Linked DNA regions of Homo sapiens: region 1 is linked to region 2. A link is a contact called in ENCODE Hi-C or POLR2A ChIA-PET data. All regions are on one chromosome and are shown on one strand. Each heading gives the region's core, a stretch centred on a gene start or an enhancer-like site at or near the end of the contact. The rest is flanking DNA. Distances are from core to core; before and after follow the strand shown. Region 1 holds the start of THEMIS (thymocyte selection associated). Region 2 holds the start of MTCL3 (MTCL family member 3).

Region 1 (5,870 bases), core at 1,145-3,644, 380 kb after region 2:
AAAGATATCAATATATTACAGATACCTGCATTCACATGTTTTTACAATAGCCAAAATATGAAATCAACTTAAATGTCCATCAACAGATGAATAGACAAATAAAATGTGGAATATTATTCAGCCATAAAAAAGAATGAAATCCTGTCATTTGCAACAACATGGATAGAACTGAAGGACATTAGGTTAAGTGAAATAAGCCAGGCACAGAAAGACAAATATCACATGTTCTCATTAATTTGTGGGAGCTAAAAAAATTGATATCATGGAGATAGAGAGTAGAATGATGGCTACCAGGTGCTGGGAAGGGTAGTGGGAGGGGGATAGAGAGGGGTTGGTTGATTAATGGGTACAGAAACACAGTTAAAAGGAATAAGATCTAGTGTTTGGTAGTACAATAGGGTGACTATAGCTAAAAATAATTTACTGTATATTTCAAAACAACTAGAGTAGTGGAATTGGAATGTTCCTAACATGAAGAAATGGTAAAAGTTTGAGGCAATGAATAATATCCCCATTACTCTGACTTGATTATTACACACTGTATCAAAATATCACATGTATCCCATAAATATGTATATATATTATGTATCTATAAAAACATTTTTAAAGTCTATGAATATCTAAGCCAATTTAGGAAAAAAGGATTGAAAACAAGGGATTGGTCTATACATCATTTCTATATTAACATGTATTGCAAGGCCATAGTTACAAAAATAGTGTGTTTGGGGGCAGCTAAGAAAAAAAATAAACTAATGGAATAGAAGAGATATTTTAGAGACAGACTGATACAGAGGTGAACATATAATATGATTTGAAGGAGGCAACAAAAATCAATGGCGGAAAGATTGTCAGCTTAGCAAATGGTACCTGGAAATCAGGTGAACTGTATAGAGAAAACTAAAATTGGATCCCTGTACAATTCATAACATTGTCCTCCAAATAGACTAAAAACTAAATGCAAAATATGAAACCGTAAAGTTGATAAAAACAACATAGGAAAATATCTTTTTAAAGTAGACATAAAGAAAGACTTTTTACGTAAAGCCTAAAAAACACAAACCATGAGACAAAAAATGATTTGGGGCTGGCTTAGAAATAGAGACATTGATAATATGATTATACACGGCAAAACATAGTCTGATTCCAAAAATCAACTTACAAATTAGTTAAATAAAACTGTACACTAAGCTGATAACAGCCCATATCAATTCATCACCTGCAAGTATGTGTGTGTATATTTTATATATATATATATATATATAATATATATAAAAACTGGAGCTGACGTGTTAATCTTTCTTTTACTTTGCAACATAATATGTAATACATTATTTTGTCTACGAACAAGAAAGACCTGCCTACCAACAGTTAAGTTATTTTCCTGGTAGTTTTGTCTTGATCTGTTTCTACAACTGCTTCAATTCTACCACTCTTGAGGCCAGAAATACACCTACAGAATTATTAATTGTATTCTATGTATTCAAACTAACCATGTAAAGATTCTAGGTTGTATATTGGAGGTTATAATGTTCTTTCACCTGAATTAACATAGTGAGTTACACCAAAACTCACTATCTTATTATTCAATAAGTTTAATTGAACTCTGAGTTTCAACATCAATTTTTAAAAATTATCTTGTAGCAATAATTTCTATACCTTCAAATTAAAATTTTCATTATTTAAGGAATTTGGAGTTAGGCCACTACAGAGTGAGAAAAACATTGGTATAAGCAACATTTAGGAGCTAAAAGTTTGGGAAATATTTGGAAATACTTCTTTCTAAACACTGTGCCTTTGATAGTTGCTTTTGTTTTAGCAAGCTAAATTTTATTTTTTATATTGTGGAAACATAAATATTGATAACTAAATTTATTATTCTTGATTACAACCAATTTCAAAGCAAAGGCAGAAATAGTTCACCATTCAAGGCCTACAGAAAGCTCAAGAAGCTTCACTCAATTCCTTATTTCTGTCTGTCCCAGAGTCCTGTCTAGTTTCTCCCCTCTCCAACACCATTGGCTTTTGACGATTCGTTGGTCAGTTCATTACTTTCTTTTGTGATCGCCTTTCCTTTACCAGAACTCACATATTTGCTGTTAAAATTCCCCCCCTCCAATTTTCAAAAATGTATACTTTACAAGAATGTTCTAGCCAGTAAAGGTATTGGAGAGTGCTTACCTTCAAGATAGATGCCTGCCTGGATTTCTAGAACCCTGGGTAGGGTCCTGAGGTCAAGGGAGTGGACGAATTCTTCCAGTGATAATGCCATTGCTATGCCTTGGGTAGTTTGTAGACCTGGTGCTCACAGAAACTTGTGGCTTCTGGGTGACACTTGTCTGCAATTGCAGCCCCTGCTCACCATTTCTTCCTCAGGCAGGCAGGAATGTCACACTACAGCCAGAGTGGGGTGGAGTAGCTCTATGTGGGGAGGACAATGAAGAGGGAGGGGGGAAGCAGGAGACAAAAAATGTTATAGCTCTTTTTGTTCACATTGTGGCTTCATTTCCTTCTGACATTGAAGTTGAACAGGATGGGGGTGGGGTGAACAGACACTGCCCAAAAAATGAGACGTGCTAAGTAGCGCATTCTGTCCTTTGTTAATCCAGGTGTGCATCTACTATGGTAGCAAAACTGAGGTCAGAGTTGCTTGTGGCTTGCCCACCAACAAAGAACAGGAATATAGGACTAAAGTCTAATCTTAAAAATGGCACCATGTGAATTCATTATCTCTCTAGTTCATTTCTAAAGCTTGGCTTTGTGCCTTATTTGCATACTGTCAGTGCCTTTACATTAAAATTGGTAATAAAAGTGCTTTGCGTCAGCTCTTTTTAGAATTCTGATACTATACTCTGGAGAGAGTATTGAAACCACTTTTTATTCTTCCACATTAAAAATTTTGCTGAATCTTAAAGGAGGGTAGGGTAGGGATAGAATATGCAAAATGATACAGTAAATTAACAAAGTACATTAAAATGAGTTTTCTAATCTCTACACTATAGTAGAAAGTATTAAAATTACTTGTCAGGAAACCTGCATTTTCTGGGTTTAGTTCTGCTTTTGATTTACAGGCTAACGTCAGCCTTGTCTTCTCTGATTTTCATTTGTTTTATTTACTAAATGGAGATGAAGTAGAAGAGTCCAATAAATTTTATAATTTCTTCCAAGTTCACAATTCCACAATTCTGATCTTATTGTTGAAATTTAGGAGGGGAAATGATCAGCACCAAAGGAAGCAGGAGAAAACTCATGAACATTGATCTCTTCAAAATCCTGCCCCTCTCTATTTTTTGCATGTAACTGAAACAATATTTAAAATATATACAATTAAAGGTGGTAGTTCCTAAGTCTCTTTAAGGTAAAGTAGAAGAATATTGGTTGAGGCTGGGTACGGTGGCTCATACCTGTAGTCCCAGCACTTTAGGAGGCTGAGGTAGGAGAATTGCTTGAGCCCAAGAATTCAAAACCAGCCTGGGCAACATAGTGAGACTTTGTCTCTACAAAAAAATTAAAAAATTAGCCAGGCATGGTGGCACATGCCTGTAGTCCCAGCTGTGAGGAGGCTGAGGAAGGAGGATCACTTGAGCCCTGGAGTTTGAGGCTACAGTGAGTTGTGAACATGCCACTGCATTCCAGGCTGAATGACACAGCAAGACTCTGTCTCAAAAAAAAAAAAAAAAAAAAATAAAGAATACTGGTTGGTATGTATACACTTGAAAGATGACAGGAATCTACACGTTTTCTTTAGTAACCAAACCCAGGCACTTATCTATTAACTGTTTTGGCCTTAGGCTGCAGAGAGCATAGCCACATACAGAGGGTCAGGGGACATCTCAGTTCTACCATGGCCATCATGTAAATGACCTAGAAAGATAAAAACTGCCTAGTTTTGATATGGAGCTTATAAAACTGTTTCAACTCTTTGTAATCCTATTTGACATTTTCAATAATCAGTCCAGCTTCATTTCTTTCTTTATAAAAGTAGAATTTACGATTGACCACATCAACAGGTTTACTATCATTAGATTCAAATTCCTCACTGGCAACTTTTTTGTCCAAAAATGTCCTACCCTTGATCTGTCTGCCTTCCATACCCCTCCCCACAGTTTACAGCCTAGTAGTGTATTTCATGTGGATGAATACATGAAAGAGGCTTCTGTGGACTGCTCCTTAAAAATTATGAATCCGTTAGAACTGATGCCACAATACATTTCATTTGATATCTAATGCAAGCTGGATATCACTTATTTTTTTAATATTCCCAAGTCAAATTTCTATCCTACTAGCCAAACAGCCATTTCGTATCACCAATCTCTTACAATTACCTAGGCTCCATCTGCTTCTGCTCTCGCGACAGATGACGCTCTCTCTGTGATAATCATCTTCGTATTCTCAGTCTTAATTAATGACACTGCTATTCTCTTAGTTTCCCAAGCCGGAAGGCTTAGAATCATGTGAGATGCCATTTTTTTTCTCTAGCCGTTAAATCCATCAGGCCCTATAGATGGCAATACTCAGTACCACTCACTCTGTCTTTGCTCTATATCCCCACTGCTACTGCTTTAGACCAGATCGTAATCACTTCTGACACACAGGCAAAAAAATCCTGATGTGAGCAGCCAAGTTAAGGTTGACAAAGAAGAGCAATGAGTTCAAGAGTACTTGAATCATCAAGTAAAATGAATTATTGAAGTTTGGTCATTAGAACAGCATGTTATAGGTGTAATAATAGATTAACGAGAATTTTAAAAAAAAAACTAGACTGTATATAATAATTTACTATTTGAAAAAGGTGAAATTCCAAGGCAGTGGGAAAGAATGTTTTATTCAACAAATGGTTGTTAAATAATTGGGGAGAAAATTTCCCTAACTTTCCATGCAATGAAATTAAAGTTAGATACATTTTAAAATTAAATTTAAATAAAAATAAACCAGAGGGGAAAAATAGGAAAATGTCTGGAAAAGGGTAAGAAAATAACTATTTCTGAGTAGTAATTGAAGGAAAAAACTAATAATATATTTGACAACTAACTTATGAAATACTCCTGTAAATCAAAAAGGAGTTTGAACAAAATAGAAAAAAAAAAAAGCACATCCTTCAAATAAACAATGGCTTAGGTGGGTAAAGGCCACTTGTTAGTCAATATGCAAAATAAAAATATTCAAAGACTTCTATTTCTGGCTATGAGCTTGTATCTGACCACGTTTTCTACCAAAGGCACCTAGAAGAGCTGTATACTTTTTAAAAAAGCTGTTTTAAGAAACAAGAGAGCTGTCAGGGTGCAGAACATGAGAGGCCAAGATCCTGTAAAGCAGAGCAGAACCATTAGAGGAACTCCATATTCTGCACTTCTTTTCCCTCAAGGCTTTTATGGGTTAGTAACTGGCACCAAGAGAGAGTCTGAGAAGGCAAAAACTGGTGGCTCAGGAGGAGAGAACCTGAGTTGAGTTTTTGGCAGTTTCACATAGCAAAAGAGACCAAAATAAATTGGACTTTGGGAAGTAGCAATTCCTCCAGGAAAAGTCAGAGAAAGGTATTGCTCAGCACCACTTTTTCCCCTTAAAATTTTTTTGCTCATTGAAAGCAGTACAGGGTTGATTGTATGAGACACAAACAAGAGCATGGTTGGTAGGAAGCTGAAGAAGCCAAGGAGTGCTTTCAGCAGTCTTGCAGAACTGGGAAGCCAGGGCCAGCCAAGGAGGGAGCAGGAGTCACAACAAATGCCTGTGTTCTCAGTTGGGGCTCCTGAAGGCTGCTTCCTAAGAGAAAGGGTTGCCTATAAATAGAACTAGCTTTACAAAAACTGAAGCTTAGACTAAAATTAGCTCAATCCCTCATTGGATTAAAGTGGTCTGCCCCTATTCTTGCTGCC
Region 2 (5,654 bases), core at 106-2,605:
TATTGTTAGCATCACAACTTAGCATGCAGTAATTCCTCATTTTATAAAGAAATATTACCGAAGGGTTCCTAATCCACCTCCCTTTCTGTTTCTGGCATCTCCTTCCAACTCACTTTGAAATATAAAGGTGAACAAAGAAGACATCGGGGGAAAATTGCCCACCAACTTGTTTTCTACATCTTCTCTCCCAGTCGCGATACTACTAGAATGTCTGGCCTAGTTTATCATCATGGGTGGCACTAACATGGGCTATCTAACTAACTTATATTGCCAATGCAAACTTATTTTTGTTTTTAATCAGGCAGAATAATTCCAGAGCTGAGAAGCCAATGTTTAAACTCAGCCCTCAGACAGCATTAACCCAGGCGAAAGCTTGTGTTCCAGTAACTGGGCTCCACAATCAAAGGTATCCGGCTGCTGTCACGTGGTTCCCACAAAGTGACAAGATGCTGCATCTCTTCAAGGCTTTCCCGGTGAAAATTATCACCCAACCAACCCCTGCACGGCTTAGACCAACACTTTTAATCTCAAGTTTTATCCGCCTGCTAACCCACCCCATCATTCATCCCCAACCCTTTAGAAATCCAGAACTTGCTCACTTCTCAGCAGAGGCGAGGTTTCCAAGTAGCTGAACAAATCAACAGCACTTTCCTTCTGATATTCCGGGGATCTCAGGGTTTATTATTGTGCCTTTCTGCGCCGAGGAAAGTTCAACTTCATATTATTGTATGCGACTTTCCGGCTGAGCATGACTTTGGGCTCGCTCGCCGCAGTTCCACACCCACTCGATTTCTCCAAACAATGGCGGTAACGTCAAGATTCAGCTGCCCCCAGAGCGGGTGACTTCCCGGCGGTCCGCGGCTGGGCTGGAGCTGCAGCTCTCAGCAGGCTAACACGCGAGGTACCAAGCTGGGCCAGACGCTCCCCAGGAAGTGCAGAGATGTTCATGAGCTGACCTCACCGAACTGGGCAGGAGAGAAGGCGGGATTGCAAGGGACGATAGGGTAGAAGTAACCAAAGAGAGGTTACTTTCAAGAGGAAAGAGAAGAAGGCGGGGAGGGGGACGGGGGACGGGGGTGGGGAGTGGCGGGATAAAGAGACAAAAAGGCCAGAGCCACGCCCGAGATGGAAGATTGGCAGCAGCGCTCAAACTCCTTGCTCTATTCTCTTATCCCGTACTTGGCAGAGGATCCCAAAACCGCTCGAACACGGATGCACTGGTTTCCTGCAAAGCTTTGTCCTGGGTTCGGTCATTCTCCATCAATTATTTACTTGAGCTTCTTTTCCAAGGAGGCGGACTAGAACAGCCTTCCGGGCGTGACTAACATCTCCTGATGCAGCTGGCTGGCGGCTGCTGGGAGTTCTCTTTGTTCACTCACTTTAATTCTCAGTCGAGCTCTACACGCGGTGCTCCCTCCCCACCCCCAGCCCGGGCGGAGTCATCAGATGTCGTTTCCACGAATAGATAATGGTTGCCATGATGGGACCCACCGTCCCACAGACAAAGGGTTCTTGCGAAGCCACGACTAATTTAGTGCAAACCGAAATAAATATCGGCCCACAGAGATCCTTTACAGAACGGTTTGCCTTCAGTACGTTTTCCTGTTTTCTACTGAGTGCCGGTTTCTACCGTGAAAATGAGTAATTGCTGGGATCCATAATCTTTATAGTAGTGCATGCGAACAATAACAGAAACCAGGAAGAATACATTATATCAGCCTAAAAGGGAATTCATTTAAAAAGAGGAGTTCAGAATATACATGTCTTTACAATTTACACTAACCCATACTGTTTCACAGTAATAATATTTTTAAAAATTAAGTGGAATTTTCTCTTTTTCTTTTCAGTTTCTTCTTTCAGTGGTGGGCGGGGGGCATGGGAGCCTCCCTTCTACCTCTAAGAATTCCTTTGTGAGCTTGAGTATGAGAATAAAAGTAAGTACTGCTTTTGAAAGGGCATTTTAAAATTTAATTTGTCTTACATTTATATGGTGATTTTGTAAGTAAAAGGAAGAAGATATCTTGAAATAATAATAGCTTTTTGTGCCAACATGAATTTTGGCTCAAGAGATTCAATTTTCCAAGTGTTGATCTTGCATTAAAAGTGAAATAAAAACAATTTAGGAGTAGTTTGCATAAAAGCAATTATTACAGCAAAATAAAAACATGCTCAAGCTCTGGTTATTCTTATCTTTAGAGACACATAAAACAAATATGATATCACGATAAAATCATTCATGTTCCAAAATAGGTATTAAAAGCCAATTTTGAGCCTGGCACTGTCCAAGGTACTGGGATGCAAAGCTGAATCAAGAAATTGTCCCTGTGCTGGGGACACTCAAGCATACTGGTGAAAACTGAGATAATTTCCTTATTTTCTTTCAAATACCTTTGGGAACAGGAAAAGTGACATCTGTGACATTTATAATAAAAAGCCCACACCTCGACTAGCATACCAAAAATAAAGGAAAAAAAAAAAAGCAAGTGAAAATGTAATCACAAGTTGGTTTGAATTTATATTAGGCAATTTCTTATTATGTACCCAAACTTGAGCTGTAATATCCTCAAGAAATATCAAGATGCACATGTCTCATCCAATCAAAATGGATAAAGTAGATACAAATATTTTTCAGCTCAATCTTTACCAATAAAATATTGATACTGTAAACACAGTCTAAAGACACAGAATATGCATAGTCCTGCTTCTCTAAGAATTTTTACTCTGCTCAGGCATCTATGTTTTGATTTTTTTTCCGAAAGCGGTATCATTTATTTCGTGCAAATAGTAACTTTAAAAAGTAAAATAAATATTAAGAATGGATTATTATGTATCCTTAAATCAAACAATGTGTCTAAATGTTTCATTTTATAATTTAGTATTATGCAATTTCAAGGTTGAAAACTGTAATAATACAGAATAAGTATAAGCAACATTTAACATGCTTGTTTACCCATAAGTATGCCATAAGAAAAATAACTTCTGAATTGGATATTTTCCTGATTTATTCCTTTATTTGCTGGTTAAAATTATATTGCTTCAACTAAGCAAAACTTAAAAATGATTATTCAAAGGCTTTTTTTCCAAGATTTAGAAAGATTTCAGCATTATTTTTACTGTGTTTCAGAAGCAGACAGGCCAATCAGCCTTCTAATGTTTGCTTATAATAATGAGTTATCCACTTCATAGCACAGCAAAATGTGGACCTTCGATCAAGGGAAGAAGGCTAAAGTCTCAACTTGGAAACCCTTAAGAAATACGTAGTTTAAAATTTCCAACCTCCTATTCTCACGACTTTACATCACAATATCTTAATTTATATAGCTTTATATTTTGCAAGGCCCTTTCATTTTGTGTGCTCAAAACAAAGCGTGTGAAGTAGATACTATCTTCTCCACCAAACACAGAATAACTGAGTTTCAGAGATGTTAAGTGACTTCCTCTAGTTAAATTTCAGAATCACAACTTAAACTTGGTTCCTCTTCTCCATCAATTGTGCTTACTATATTGGCCTTAAGTGCCTCACCTCCTTTTCATAGCATGATGTAAAACTCTGCATCTCAAAGCCAGATTTTGCACCTGTATCCTAGTTCAATCTTTTCACCAATGCATAGAATATCTACATTTGGAGATAACACTATCACCTCAAACTCATGTAATTTTTTTCTTTTTTCCAACTCTTATCTATTTCTATTTATCTTTTAGTAAAGAAAAACAATATATTCTGTATCTATTTTTCTTTTAGTGAAACTATCATGTCATATACTTTCCCACTAAACATGGGCTTCTTCATTGCTTTGTCTTTTCCCTTCACTTCTATAATCATATTTTCTTTCAAAATGTCTTATATTCATCATTTCTTCTTTATCTCCTTTGCAATCAACTACCAAAATGCAGATCCTCATAATTCTAGTTTAGACTGTTACAAATGCTTCCTCTGTTAATGATAGATTTTTTTCTCTCAGATCCGCACTGCTTAATGCTGCCTGTTTACACCTTTATTAAACAACACTTTCCTCATGTCATTCTGTTTACAGTCATGTCTACATTGTTACATCGCATCCAGACTCTTCTTCCTAGACCGCAAGTAAGTGTACTGTCCCCATTCTATAAGATGTACTCTCTAATACATCACTCTGTCCTCGTCAGACTTACTGTCTCTTTTTCTCATGAACATGCAGGCTTATTCTGCTTCTGTACCTTTCTTCTTTCCAGTCCCCATACTTGGTATTTCCCTCTTCCTCTCTAGCCTGAAATCTGCTCATATTTTCAGGTTTAGCTTAAGTTTCAAATCTTTCTGTCTCATGAACTTAGGCAAGTTATTTAAACTTTCAGAGCCCCAGTTTTTTTCACTTACTTCTTCACTTGTTTATTCATACATGTATGATATATTGTTGACTTTTTGTCATTAATAATACCTAGTTTATGTGATTATTATTATGAAATAGTGAAGTTAATTTTTATCACAGTGCATGAAACACAGTAATCATAACTAATGTTAAGTGATGATTACCATGTGCTTGGCATTGTAGGCTATCAGTATGAATTAACTATTATTGTTGTTATTATTATCATTAATTTAACCAAATTCTACCATTTCTGAATTTCTACAAAACTATGTCACACTATTTTAAAATACTTGGTTAGTCTTGGCTTATGTTATAATTTTTCATCCAGAGAGTAAATATTTTAAGATAATATTTCTGTTTTTCTCATTATCTCCAGCAGAGAATTGGATACATAGAAGCTAGGCAATACAAATTGATTAGTAGAGTCATAACTGAGAAAAGCTGATGTGTTTGGGTTCATCTTGTTTTTGGAGAGTAACTTAGCTTGGAGATGTGCCATTGTCCTGACCTTTATTAACATATGTATGCAGTCACACACTGTATTTGTTCTCTGGATGACACTTTAGATAATCATTAATGAATCGTAGAGTCCTTGAGGTGTAAACATCATGATTCATCTTTTTATCTCTAGGCAGGGTGACCAAACTGTATTATACATTGGGATTAGCCTAATTTCAGCCATCTCAATAAAGGCTATTCTACAATCTCTCTGAGTACATGTACACATGTTATAACTTAACTTTATGAGCAATAACTTACAGTTTAATTCATATATTGGAAGAAGGATGTTTTGTGAATGACAGAAATTGCTATTTTATCATGGCTGCCTTAGTTACTCATGCCTTTACTGTTGAGTATATTTGCAGTTAGGCTTTGAATAGACTTCTATTCAAGACTATTGAGTAGTCTTGAGTAACTTTACATCTGTAAGTACTCTTGGTAATTCAACCCAATGTCTAGCCACTCATTATAGCCAACATATTGTTGGATTCCTGATTTCAATCTAAACCCATTCTCATTCTAGTCTTAACCTTAGTGAAAACTTTTAACAACTCTGGTACTTATTATATAAATGCATTATACATATTTAGAATCACCATTAAAGTTCCCCTAATATCTCTACTTTAATAACTCAGAGTCATTAAATTGTCTCTATCTGCATTTTAATAATCCTTTATCTTAGCTATTGTGGATCATCTTGCTAGTTTCAGAATTCATCACTAATTATTATGCCTTAAAATGAGCACAGTAGACCAAGTTTCATTAGCCAGACCGAAAAGGATGGCATCCTAAGTTACAAACTTTACA

What was found. Hi-C counts contacts between places; a loop is a spot of excess contacts on that map. ChIA-PET counts read pairs that join two places held with the same protein, here RNA polymerase II (POLR2A). Pooled maps may share reads with other maps.
Region 1: a loop to region 2 is called in a map of naive thymus-derived CD4-positive, alpha-beta T cell, with 3 times the contacts of the local background. The contact joins the promoter of THEMIS here to the promoter of MTCL3 in region 2. A Hi-C loop is called at or near these places in 2 of 168 maps with a recorded cell type or tissue (both naive thymus-derived CD4-positive, alpha-beta T cell) and 6 of 50 pooled maps. POLR2A ChIA-PET finds 5 or more read pairs at or near these places in 1 of 52 experiments (T-cell).

What each region holds. Positions count from the first base shown.
Region 1 is chr6:127,898,664-127,904,533 of GRCh38, forward strand. It overlaps THEMIS (thymocyte selection associated), which reads right to left and starts at 2,395. Exons shown (of 6, transcript NM_001010923.3): 1 at 2,179-2,395. The coding sequence starts at 2,269.
Region 2 is chr6:127,517,980-127,523,633 of GRCh38, forward strand. It overlaps MTCL3 (MTCL family member 3), which reads right to left and starts at 1,356. Exons shown (of 7, transcript NM_001400265.1): 1 at 600-1,356. It overlaps SOGA3-KIAA0408 (SOGA3-KIAA0408 readthrough), which reads right to left and starts at 1,356. Exons shown (of 13, transcript NR_174482.1): 1 at 600-1,356.